Linked DNA regions of Homo sapiens: regions 1 and 3 are each linked to region 2. A link is a contact called in ENCODE Hi-C or POLR2A ChIA-PET data. All regions are on one chromosome and are shown on one strand. The core of a region is the stretch at or near the end of the contact, and the rest is flanking DNA. Distances in the headings are between cores, read along the strand shown.

The links. A loop is a pair of places that touch in the nucleus more often than their neighbours do. ChIA-PET counts read pairs that join two places held with the same protein, here RNA polymerase II (POLR2A). Pooled maps may share reads with other maps.
Region 1: a loop to region 2 is called in a pooled map, with 6 times the contacts of the local background. The contact joins the promoter of H1-10 here to the promoter of RUVBL1 in region 2. A Hi-C loop is called at or near these places in 5 of 50 pooled maps. POLR2A ChIA-PET finds 5 or more read pairs at or near these places in 3 of 52 experiments (CD4-positive, alpha-beta T cell, CD4-positive, alpha-beta memory T cell and naive thymus-derived CD4-positive, alpha-beta T cell).
Region 3: a loop to region 2 is called in a map of CD8-positive, alpha-beta T cell, with 7 times the contacts of the local background. The contact joins the promoter of PLXNA1 here to the promoter of RUVBL1 in region 2. A Hi-C loop is called at or near these places in 2 of 168 maps with a recorded cell type or tissue (CD8-positive, alpha-beta T cell and naive thymus-derived CD4-positive, alpha-beta T cell) and 8 of 50 pooled maps.

Annotation. Positions count from the first base shown.
Region 1 is chr3:129,314,102-129,317,680 of GRCh38, reverse strand. It overlaps H1-10 (H1.10 linker histone), which reads left to right and starts at 1,395. Exons shown (of 1, transcript NM_006026.4): 1 at 1,395-2,910. The coding sequence starts at 1,779. The coding sequence ends at 2,420. H1-10-AS1 (H1-10 antisense RNA 1) reads right to left here and starts at 1,410. Exons shown (of 5, transcript NR_026991.1): 1 at 336-1,410. RefSeq lists silencers at 917-1,256, 2,057-2,186, 2,567-2,856.
Region 2 is chr3:128,121,788-128,125,484 of GRCh38, reverse strand. RUVBL1 (RuvB like AAA ATPase 1) reads left to right here and starts at 1,673. Exons shown (of 11, transcript NM_003707.3): 1 at 1,673-1,901. The coding sequence starts at 1,761. RefSeq lists a silencer at 1,622-1,681 and an enhancer at 1,872-1,921.
Region 3 is chr3:126,981,717-126,985,281 of GRCh38, reverse strand. It overlaps PLXNA1 (plexin A1), which reads right to left and starts at 2,167. Exons shown (of 32, transcript NM_032242.4): 1 at 1,995-2,167. RefSeq lists silencers at 1,077-1,156, 2,172-2,401, 2,502-2,721 and enhancers at 2,772-3,101, 3,362-3,411.

The DNA of each region.
Region 1 (3,579 bases), core at 146-2,645, 1.2 Mb before region 2:
GTGTGTGTGTGTGAAAGGGGTGAGCTGGAGAAGAGGGGAGGTGCTGCTAGCCCTCACCCAGAGAAGCCTGCTTGGGCCCAAGGCCACAAATGCACCAACCCACCCCCTTTTCAGGGCCTTTTACTCTGTCCACCTGTAAATGTTCCTGTCTCTCACTCTGGGAACCCCAATTCGCCAGCGTCCTGTCCCCCCTCACCCCTCCATCGCTTTTCTATGCTGGGCCTCTGGAGACTGTCTCCTGCCTGCAACCCTGCCACCCCCCAGCCCCAGCCCCACTCCTGTGCCCTACATCACCTACCCCCAAAGGGATCCCCTCTCCTACCCGAGCATCTTACCCTGGCCTCAGCTTCCCCAAGTGGAGGCTGCAACGGCTTCAACAAAAACTGTCCTGTGCCTTCTCTGCACCCCCAATACTGGAATCAGCAGAGATCGGGCCGCCAGCCTTGCACAAGCCCCCCCGGGGAGGGTGGGGCCCGGGACCCTCTCCAGGACATGGTCTCCTTTGCTGTGTTCCCGCCATCATTTCCCTGTGCACGGGAGAGGGGGAGGGGTGCACCCAGGAACTAAGAGCGAATCCCTTCCCCATCCTCTCACAGGAATTCCTCTGGGTGTCACAGCCTCACCCCCGCCCACCCTGTCCCACCCTGGAGCCCCCATTTGGCTTTGGGGGGACCGGCGGCAGCTACTTGTGGATTACAAAATGAGGCCCTGGGAACATCAGCGGCAACAGGGTGGGGGGAGCGGCGAGGCAGTGTCCCTAGAGAGGTCCTGCCGTAGTCCTCCATTCCCCGGGTTGTGCCTAGGCTCCCAGAGGCACAACCAGAACCCGGGGTGCAGCTGGAGAGTGCCTCCCATCCGCCATCCCCTTTGGATGGGGCGGAAAACCCCCGAGGATGTCCTAGCGCAGTTCACGTTGCCCCAGCCGACCACGTGAGGGCGCGCCCTGTGTTAGTTTGGACAAATTAAAGCTCCTCTTGCGGGCAGGCCTGGAGCCCCCCGGGCCGGGACAAGGCTCGGGTGCCCGTGGCGTTCTCTGGGTTGCCGGCCGCCAAGCTCCCGGCCGTGGGGCCTCCTCTGGGGCCCGCGCTATTGGCCTCCAAACGAGGTGCCCCCCTCCTCTCGCGCTCCCGCAGCCTAGGGTGCACCTCTCCGTTCGCCTTTGCTGAGCCCTTCCAGGACGCAAGTCGCCTCTCCACTGCGCCGGGAGCTCAGGCCCTGTCCGGGGCGCCCCGCTGCGGGCGCGGCGGCGCTGGAGAGGCGCGGTCCGAGAAGCCAGCGGCCGGAGAAGGGGCTCCAAGAAGCACAAGTTGGCGCTGGCCCCGGACCAGGCTGTTGTTGTTCTCAACGTGGTCCGCCATGAAGCTATAAAAAGCCGAGAGAAGCGCCCTCCCGCCAGAGCGCAGCGCGCACGCCCAGCGAGTTCCAGAGGCGCCAGTGGAAGCTGCGGCGGCGGTGTCTCGCGTTCGGCGGGATTTCTCTTCGCTCCGGCTCGGCCTAGGTCTACGTCCCCAGCTCCAGCCGCCGGCTCGGACTCGGTCTCTGACCCCCAACTCGGTCCCCTAGTCCGGCCCCGGCTCCGGGCCCCCCAACCCTCGCTCCGGCCCGGCCCGGCCCCCACCCCAGCCCTGCCGCCCGGCCCCAGGCCCGGCCGCGGCCGCTCCCGCCTGGAGCCGCCGCGCGCCCCCAGCCCCCCTGCACCCCCTCGGCCCCTCGCCTTCCTCTTCCCGGCGCGGCCCCCCGGCTTCCGCGCGCCGCCCGCCACCAATCCTCTTGCTACCATGTCCGTGGAGCTCGAGGAGGCCCTGCCAGTGACGACCGCCGAGGGAATGGCCAAGAAGGTGACCAAGGCTGGCGGCTCGGCGGCGTTGTCCCCATCTAAGAAGAGGAAGAATAGCAAGAAGAAGAACCAGCCGGGCAAGTACAGCCAGCTGGTGGTGGAGACCATCCGTAGGCTGGGCGAGCGCAACGGCTCGTCGCTGGCCAAGATCTACACCGAGGCCAAGAAGGTTCCGTGGTTCGACCAGCAGAATGGGCGCACCTACCTCAAGTACTCGATCAAGGCGCTGGTGCAGAACGACACGCTTCTGCAGGTGAAGGGCACCGGCGCCAACGGTTCCTTCAAGCTCAACCGCAAGAAGCTGGAGGGCGGCGGGGAGCGGCGCGGAGCCCCGGCGGCCGCCACCGCCCCGGCCCCCACCGCGCACAAAGCGAAGAAGGCAGCCCCGGGCGCGGCCGGCTCCCGGCGCGCGGACAAGAAGCCCGCCAGGGGCCAGAAGCCGGAGCAGCGCTCGCACAAGAAGGGCGCTGGCGCCAAGAAGGACAAAGGCGGCAAGGCCAAGAAGACGGCGGCCGCCGGGGGCAAGAAGGTGAAGAAGGCGGCCAAGCCCAGCGTCCCCAAAGTGCCCAAGGGCCGCAAGTGAGCGTGTCGGCCGGTCAGAGCGGCCGGCGTGGGCTTTTCGGTGTTTTTGTTTTTCTACCCCAAGTGACGTAGATTTTGTACGGCTCACGCCGGCCGGGGCCGCGAGGCCTGGTCTGAGCCTCAGGGAGGGGCCCCGGGTCCTCTCAGTCTTTCCCCTCCCCCAACGATGTAGCGTTTTTCGTTGTTTGCTTTAGGTTTTTGAAACAGCCCCGGCGACGCCTCTATTGGCTCTCGGCCTTGGCAACGGCCGTCGTCATGGTTACTGGCCCCTAGGCGCCGATGGCCGAGGCCGCGCCTGCCCACCGGGCGGGGTCGCTGGTTGGCCGGGCCCAGGCGCGCGGGGACGCGGAGGCCGCGCATCCTTTCCCAGCTCCCCACCCTCCTTGCCTTTGGGTGCGCGACAAACAATCGCTCCGGGCTCAGGGCTGCGCGGCTCTTCCCTTCATTCCATGGGCCTTTTTTTGGGCACAATAAAGCGTTTAAACCTTTCAGCCTCTCTCGTTTAATCTGAGTGGAATAGGGATGGGCGCCTTCGGCACGCGGGGTTGGATGGCGGGCCCCTCGGGTCCTTATACCCCAGATCTGTTGGCCAGGGTAGGCCTGGAGCCAGGGGCCTTCAGCAAGGGGTGGGAATTGCTGGCTTGGGACGAACTTAAAGTACCTGGGACAGGGAGATAGACAGGATCGGTCCCTTAGGAGGGATGGATCTATCTGCCCCCACAGGGGGTCCATCGGCCATTGCGGGGAGCGGGATGGGGGAGGGGAGAGGAGGGGGGATTAATGGGTTTTCAGAGTTAATGGTCAGGGACCTAAACTTGGCCTCCAGAGAGGTAGTTCTTACAAAGTCACACCAGACTGGCCTGTAAACTTAGTCATTCTGACTCCAGCGAGGGTTAGAGTGAGATGTGACCAGGACGAAGTGTGGTGGCCAGAGAGTGGAGTTCCTGACCACAATCCAACGTGTGGTCTCAGAAGGGTATTTGCTGTCTCTGAGCCTATTGGTTAAGCTAGAGTGCAAACGGGACCCAAAGGATTGCTGGGAAAATTAGTAGGAGCAGAAGGATCTCCAGCCCTGGGACATTCTGGTATCCAGCATGTGGGATAGTTGTCTGTCCAGTTGGGCAATAGGTCAAGGTCTATTCTAACAGATGTCCCTAAAA
Region 2 (3,697 bases), core at 424-2,923:
ACAATCAAATGTGGTCTACACCCTCAAAAGGCCTGCAGTTTACTGGGAGAGAAAAACATTGACCCAGTAATTATGCAAATCATTAGAAACCTAGATTCAAAAGAAAAGAAAAAAGTATATAGAAACCTAGATTCAAATGTTAGAATCAAGATGTACAAGGAGGTGTGAGAGGCCGGGCGCGGTGGCTCACGCTTGTAATCCCAGCACTTTGGGAGGCCGAGGCGGGCGGATCACGAGGTCAGGAGATTGAGACCATTCTGGCTAACACGGTGAAACCCCGTCTCTACTAAAAATACAAAAAAATTAGCCGGGCGTGATGGTGGGCGCCTGTAGTCCCAGCTACTCGGGAGGCTGAGGCAGGAGAATGGCGTGAACCCGGGAGGCGGAGCTTGCAGTGAGCCGAGATTGCGCCACTGCACTCCCGCCTGGGCCACAAAGCAAGACTCCGTCTCAAAAAAAAAAAAAAAAAAAAAAAAAAAGGCGGTGTGAGACTGTGGAACTACTGTAATTGGATTTGATTTCAGGTCTGTCTCAATTCTAACATAAACTCTCCTGCACTCTGGGCAAGTCCTTCCCTTCCTCTGGATGTTAGTATCCTCTTCTGTAAAAATGGTGTCATACCATTTGCTTCTGAGGAAATCTCTCCTATTTGTTGGAATTCAGCCAAGGCAACATCACCTTCATGATGCCTTCCCTGGCTCTCCAGGCTGTTCCGGGGGCTTCTGCTCTGGTCTTCTCGCCACCTGGGTGTACCTGTCTCAGCACATCTCACGTTGCAAGTTTTCTAAGCAAGAAGTAAACGCATCAAGACTTTTATCCCTGTATCCCCAGTGCATTGTGGTGTCTGGCTCGTGTTTGTTGAACGGATGGATGGATGGATGGCAAGTACAATTGTGGTGCAGGTTGTGCTAATATCATTATGAAACCTGAAGGGACAATTTGCTGGCTGATTGTCTCAGCTGGAGTCATGGGACGTGATGAGCATTATTATATAGGTTTTGAAGCCTGAAGATTTCTAGTTCTGATTATTTGTGATGCTTTCTTGGGCGGATGGGCCTCTTTCCGCTTGTTTGTAGCTGCATGCGTAATTACACTACCTTACAGGGCTGTGGAATTTTGAAAACTGCAAAATGTTATTTACAGTCAACTGAACTCAGCAGGAACCTTATCTCTCGGTGGAGGATGGAGGATAGAAGCAGGGGAAGACAATTCCACGGAAACGGTGGTGGGTTGAGCTGGGCCTTTCCAGGGAGATGCAAAGGTATGGGAGTCAGAAAACATTGGTTAGTAACCAATCCCAGTTTAAGCTCTGAACCTCAGTTCTTCTGTTTCCAAAACGGAAATAATAACTTGAGATTTGCGTAAGAGTATGACGTTCAAATGTGCTAATGGATAGGACGGAAGGATTAGGAGTGGTACCCGGGGGCCACTGCCTCGTGCAACGCCCCAGCCCTAGATCAAATCCGGGGCGTGGTCCCACTGTGCTCCCGACCCCAGCCTCGGCAGGAAGCGCCGGCTACGGGGGAAGCCAACCCGGAGACACAGACGGAAGTGGGTGACCGGAGCTCTAGCAGCAGCCGCGATGGGCGCAGCCGTGAGCCTATGGAGAGCGGAGGTGTTCCCGCTTCCACCAATGGAAAGCCGGTCTAGGCGGGCCTTTGCAAATTGCCCTAGTAACGGCCGCATGGTAACTCAGGCGCCGGGCGCACTGTCCTAGCTGCTGGTTTTCCACGCTGGTTTTAGCTCCCGGCGTCTGCAAAATGAAGATTGAGGAGGTGAAGAGCACTACGAAGACGCAGCGCATCGCCTCCCACAGCCACGTGAAAGGGCTGGGGCTGGACGAGAGCGGCTTGGCCAAGCAGGCGGCCTCAGGGCTTGTGGGCCAGGAGAACGCGCGAGAGGTGTGGCCAGTGGACCAGGGAGTTGGGGGCTGCAAGCAGGGCTGCTGCGGCGAGAGAGCTGCTGAAGTCGGTGGCTCGGGGCGGGATGCGCGCGCCAGGGGTCTCCCGCCATTATTTCCTCAGGGAAGTGAAAATGGGCCAGGGGCTCGGGGAGGGGCGCCGCCCTGGAGCTGGGTGAGGGGCCGCCCCAGGATACCTAGTGACGATCCACTGGGGGCAGTTGACGGTTTGCCAACTCATGGACAAGTGCTGATATAAACCCACACAACCCCGTCCCCTTAATTCGTACCAGGCTCTATTCGCGACACTGGGATACAGCGGGAATTAAGATAGGAGCTTACATTTTAGTGTAGTGAGAGACGATAAACGTGTACACCAATAAATAAAAATAATTATCTTATCTTGGTGGGGTTAGTTACTGCAGGGCTTTGTCGGCCACGGTCAGGAAATTGGATTTTATTGTGAATGCAGTGGCAGGCTATGGGACGGTTTAAAGTAGGGAATTGACTAAACTTTAAAAGCTCATTTTGGTTCCCAGGATCCGGGAACTGAGGGAGAGAAGTGGGAATTATGGAGAAGAGCAATCTGGTTTATCCACCCCTCCAAGCATCCTTTTTGACCATTCCAATTAAATCTCCTTTTTCTAAGTGCTGGTGATGCCAAGTACTTTCACATACATATTATTTTTTGGCAGGTGAAAATATTGAGTTGGGGAGAGGGCACTTCACGTATATGCTTGACACTCGTTTTAGTAACGGTAAACCTGGGGTTTGCACCCACGTGTATTTCTGACTCCCAAATCAGTGCTCTATGATGATACAGCCACCCTCTCTGCCTGCTGTTCTCTAAGGTCACAGCCATGCCCCTTGGCCTTTGGAGAGCCTTAGCTTCTACAAAAATCTTCACTTAATATAAAGTTAAGCTACTGCCTCTTAGCCTGATTTTTCTAAATGGAAAGGCCTCAAAGAAAAGCCTCAGGTTTCCATTTTGAGCATCATCTTTCCAAAAAGGAAGTGTTTGACCCTGGCTTACTAAGCAGCTAGTACTGCAAGTAGCTAACATTGGTTGAGTGCTTTCCATGTGCCAAGCACTGTGCTAAGTAGCTATATGTCCACTGCCTTGTCATATCCAACGTATTAGTTGTCCCTTCCCCGCTTTAGTATGACAGTTTTCAGACACAAAAAAAGTTGAAAGACTTGTAAATACTTGTGTGCCTAAATTCTATAATTAACATTTTACTGTGCTGCTTTATCATATATCTTTTCATCTGTCCCTCTCCCAATCCACTTTTACATTTCAAGGTGAATTGCAGGCATCACTACACTTTACCCCTACACCCTTTAACCTGTGTGCCATTGACTAGTATGAACTCTGTTCAAGTGAGGAAATTCTGGTTCATAGAGGTCAAATAAGTAGGTCCAAGGTTACTCATCTGGTAAGTGCGAGAGCCAGTATTTTAACTCAAGTCTATGTATTTAAACCCAGAGTGCATGCTCTATGCCTAAGTGCATGCTCTATGCCTAAGAGTGATGCTGTATGCCTAAGACCCACCTCAGCTACCAGGTTCTTGTGTGACTCTGGTCACATCAGTAACCTCCCTGAAAAATGAGAGTTAGACTAGGTGATCTTTTAAAGACCCTTCCAATTCTTTTTAAATGTTAGAATTCAAGCTTATCTCACCTGAGAGTAGTTGGAGTGGAAATTGAGGGAGAATGGATGGAAGAGGTCCTGGTCTGTAAATAAACGCACATCTCCAAGGTTTGTAAAGTCTCTTCTACCTTGGGTTTCCCAAAGAG
Region 3 (3,565 bases), core at 918-3,417, 1.1 Mb after region 2:
CAGCCCAGGGGCTCCTCTCCTGGACAGGAGGGGATCGCCGCCTGGTGGAACGCCAAGCCAACAGTGTCCCCTTCCCTTTCCTGGCCTGAGTGACACCAAAGCTCCTTCTCACCCTGAGAAACAAAGGCCCCCAAAGCCCTCCCCACAAGGAAGAGTCCAATCCCCCCAAGTCCTCCTGCGCCAGATCCTGCTATGGCTCAGGCAGGTTGGGGTGTGGGGCTGCCATCCTGCCCAGTGGCTCACAACAGCAGCCGGGGGGGAAGACAGCTGCTCCTGGCACTCCGCCTCCCCCACAACGGGGGTCATGGGAGGTGGTCCCAGTGGTTCTGCTCCCGACCAGTCCTAGGGGATCCGGCTCTGAAGGCCTTGGAGTCCTGCTCCTGAGAAAAAGTGCCTACCTTTGCAGGCCTTCCCCTGGGGCACCCGCTCCTCCCGGCCAGCTGCTCTAAGCTGCTCTGTGCACGGGGGCTTTCCTGGGGGCTCAAAACAGGCAGGCAACGACCTTGGGGGGCCAGGAGTCCAGCAAAGGGCTGTCTGCTTTGTCCACAGGCACCTCATGTGTCCCCCACCCCCAGAGCACACACTGAGGCCACAAACCCAGGCCTCCGCCCATGCTGTCCTCTGCCCAAAACGCCCTTCCTGGGCCCCACTGGCACCCCCCAGGAATGGAAGCCTGGCCCTGCAGCGAATCACTGGTTCACATGCCTGCCTCTGGCAGGGGGCTGGGTGCTCCTCAAGGGCCGGGCAGCATCTTGGTGCCCCTGGTGCAGCACCTGGCCTCTGCCGCACACCCCAAGCCGCAGGAAATCGAGGGGACCTGAGGCAAGCTCCTCAAGGGCCCGGGGAGCAGAAACTGCGCCCCATCCCTGCACCGACCCCCAAACCGGCTACGTGTGAAAGGAGATGGGGCAGCACGGAGCAGCCTGAGCCACAGGAGCCGCGCTGAGGGGACAGAGGCTCGACCACGTCCCCTCCCCGGCACACACACCCCTTTCTTTCAAGGGGCGTGGCCCCAGAACCCCACACAGGAGCCTGGGGCAGATCGCCGCCCGGGGCCGCCCCTCGGAGCCCCTCCCCTCCTTTCCAGGGCTGCACCTGGGACCTCACGCCGACCGAGGGGCCTCCCTGGAGTCCCCACTCCCCCTTCCCCTGGCAGCCCGGGATCGGCCCGCTGCCTCCAGCTTCGCCGCACATCAGGCCCGGGACTATCCAGGAAGCAATCGGAAGCCTCCGGGAGAAGCGGCTGACCCTGGAGAGGCCCCGAGAGGGGGAGGCCAAGGAGGCCCGAGCGGGGCGGCCTCCTGGGCGGCACCCAGAGCCCACCTCCCCGCACTCCGGGCCAGTGGGAGCGGTGGCAGCTGTGGTCGGGAAGCCGCTCCAACTTCCACCCCGCGCCCCAGGGCCGGCCGGGGGCTTAGCCTGCACGACCTCCTCCGGCCCCCGCGGCCCTGCTGGGAGGCTCCGATCCCTATCCGGGCCTGGCCACCCCGTCCTCGCCCGCGGCCAGAGGTCTGAGCCGAGGTCCAGCGGCCGGGACGGGCCTGGACACCGCAGGGGCCTCCCCGCGGGGCCGCCGCAAACTTTCTCCCCAGCCTCCGTGGAGGGGCAGCGCCCGCCCCCCGCCACCCCGGAGCTGCCGCGGGGCTCGGCGGGCCCGGCCGGGGGGCGGGGGAGGCCGCGGCGCTGGATCCCGGGCCGCGGTCCCAGCCCCGCCGCACGGGGGTGCGGTCTCTCCGCGTCGGCGCCGCGACCGCGCCCGGACACACGCGGACGCCTGGGCCGGAGCCGCAGGGACACGCGGGCCGCGGACACGCGCGCCGCAGTCCCCACGCGCGCCGCAGTCCCCGCGCACACCCCCTGCCTGCCGCCTCACGAGAGGGCCGCCGCCGGAGGCCGCCCCGCGCCCACCCACGGGCCGCCCGGCCCCGGACCCCAGCCCGGCCCGGCCCCCGCCCACCGTCCCGCGCCGCGGGGAAAGTTGCGCCCCGACTCACCCGCCGCCCCGGGGCGCGCCCCGCCGCCGGCCATCGCCGCGCCCAGCCGCCCGCGCCGCCGCCGCCGTCCGCCCCGCCGCGGGGCCGCCGAAGCCGCGTAGGCCGCCCAGGCCGAGGCCGCCGCCGCGCCCGGGCTCCGCTGCGTGGCCGCGCAGCCGATGCCCAGCATGAATGGGGCGCCGAGCGCCGCGCGGCTGCGGACCGGCCTCGCTCTCGCCGCCCGCGGAGCCCCGCGCCGCGCGCATGCGCCGCCCAGAGCCCGGGGGCGGGGCGGGGGCGGGGCCGGCGGCGGCCTCCAGAGGGCGCTCTGCCCCGCGCCGCGCGCCTGCAGGGGCCCACCGCGCGTCTTCAAAGGGCGATACGGCTGCCCGCCTCAACTCTCTGGGCGCCGGGGCCGCGCGGGCAGTTCCGGGAGCCCCCCGCTCTCGAGCGGGCTAGCCCGCGACCCCAGGAACAGGGCCTGGCTCAGTGTGCCCAGGCTAGGAGCATGGCCTCCTTTCACGGGGGGGGAAACTGAGGCTGAAGGAGGCAATCGCAGTTCCCAGACCTTGCGGGGCCGGGTGTTCCCAGCTCTCGGCCTCGCGCGTTCCGCTCTGTCAGATGGGCGGGCACCTGCGCGGGGAGCCCGGGCGCCCCCTGCAGGCCCCAGGCTGGTGGCGCATTCCCGGCTGGGGACGCAGCCCAGGGAGGAAAGTCCCGCGGCAGAGGCGTGGCGAGACGCGAACTCCGGCTGTAGCGTGGGGCAGCGGATCTACACGGTGTGAGGTGTGGGGCTGCAGAATCCAGGGTGACGGGCCAGAGCTGTCCAGGCAATACCCCCAGCCTGCATGGCAAGGCTGAGGGGCAGACACCCAGCACTCAGTTACTGTACTCACAACCGCCACTCCCAGGCAGGAGGCATCCGGGAGGGCCTCCCGGTGGACGCAACCAGGCCAAGGAAGGGGAAGCCGGCAACAGGAGCATCGATAACAGAGCAGATGGGCCAGGAAAACCCCGTCGTGGGAGGGCTGAGTCCCGGCTGGGGACTTGGCCCCCATCTGTAGCCTGAGGGGTGCGGTTTTTGCTGTGTGAATCACGTCACCCCTACAGAAGAGGAACTCTCTACAGTTCACATGGTTAACAGGGAAAGGGAATGGACTCATACCGGGCCCAGGTGTCCCTCCGCGTCTCACCCCGCTCCTCCCTCCCCAGGAGCAGCCACAACCCTCATTTTTGTGTTCATCTTTAAGTGCTTTTCTTTGGGTGTGACCTCTTATATTTGCACCCCAGAATGGGACGCTGTTTTGGGTGGCTTGTTCTGGGCATTACAGAAACGGGGTCACTCAGCCTGTGCTGTTTGCTCTGTCTGCTCTGTGTGGTGAGGGCACAGGGCAGCTGCTCGCAGGCATCGTCTTCGCAGCCTGTTTTGTTGGGCTCCTGCTCGCCCATTCTCCTGCCGATGGACATGGGATTGTCGCCTATCTGGAGCCATGATGAGCAAAGCTGTGATGAGCATCCTGTGTGTGCCTCTCGGTGGGCACCTTTAGATCCAGGGACGGTCTGCAGGGTCACGGGGTAGGATTTGTCTAGCT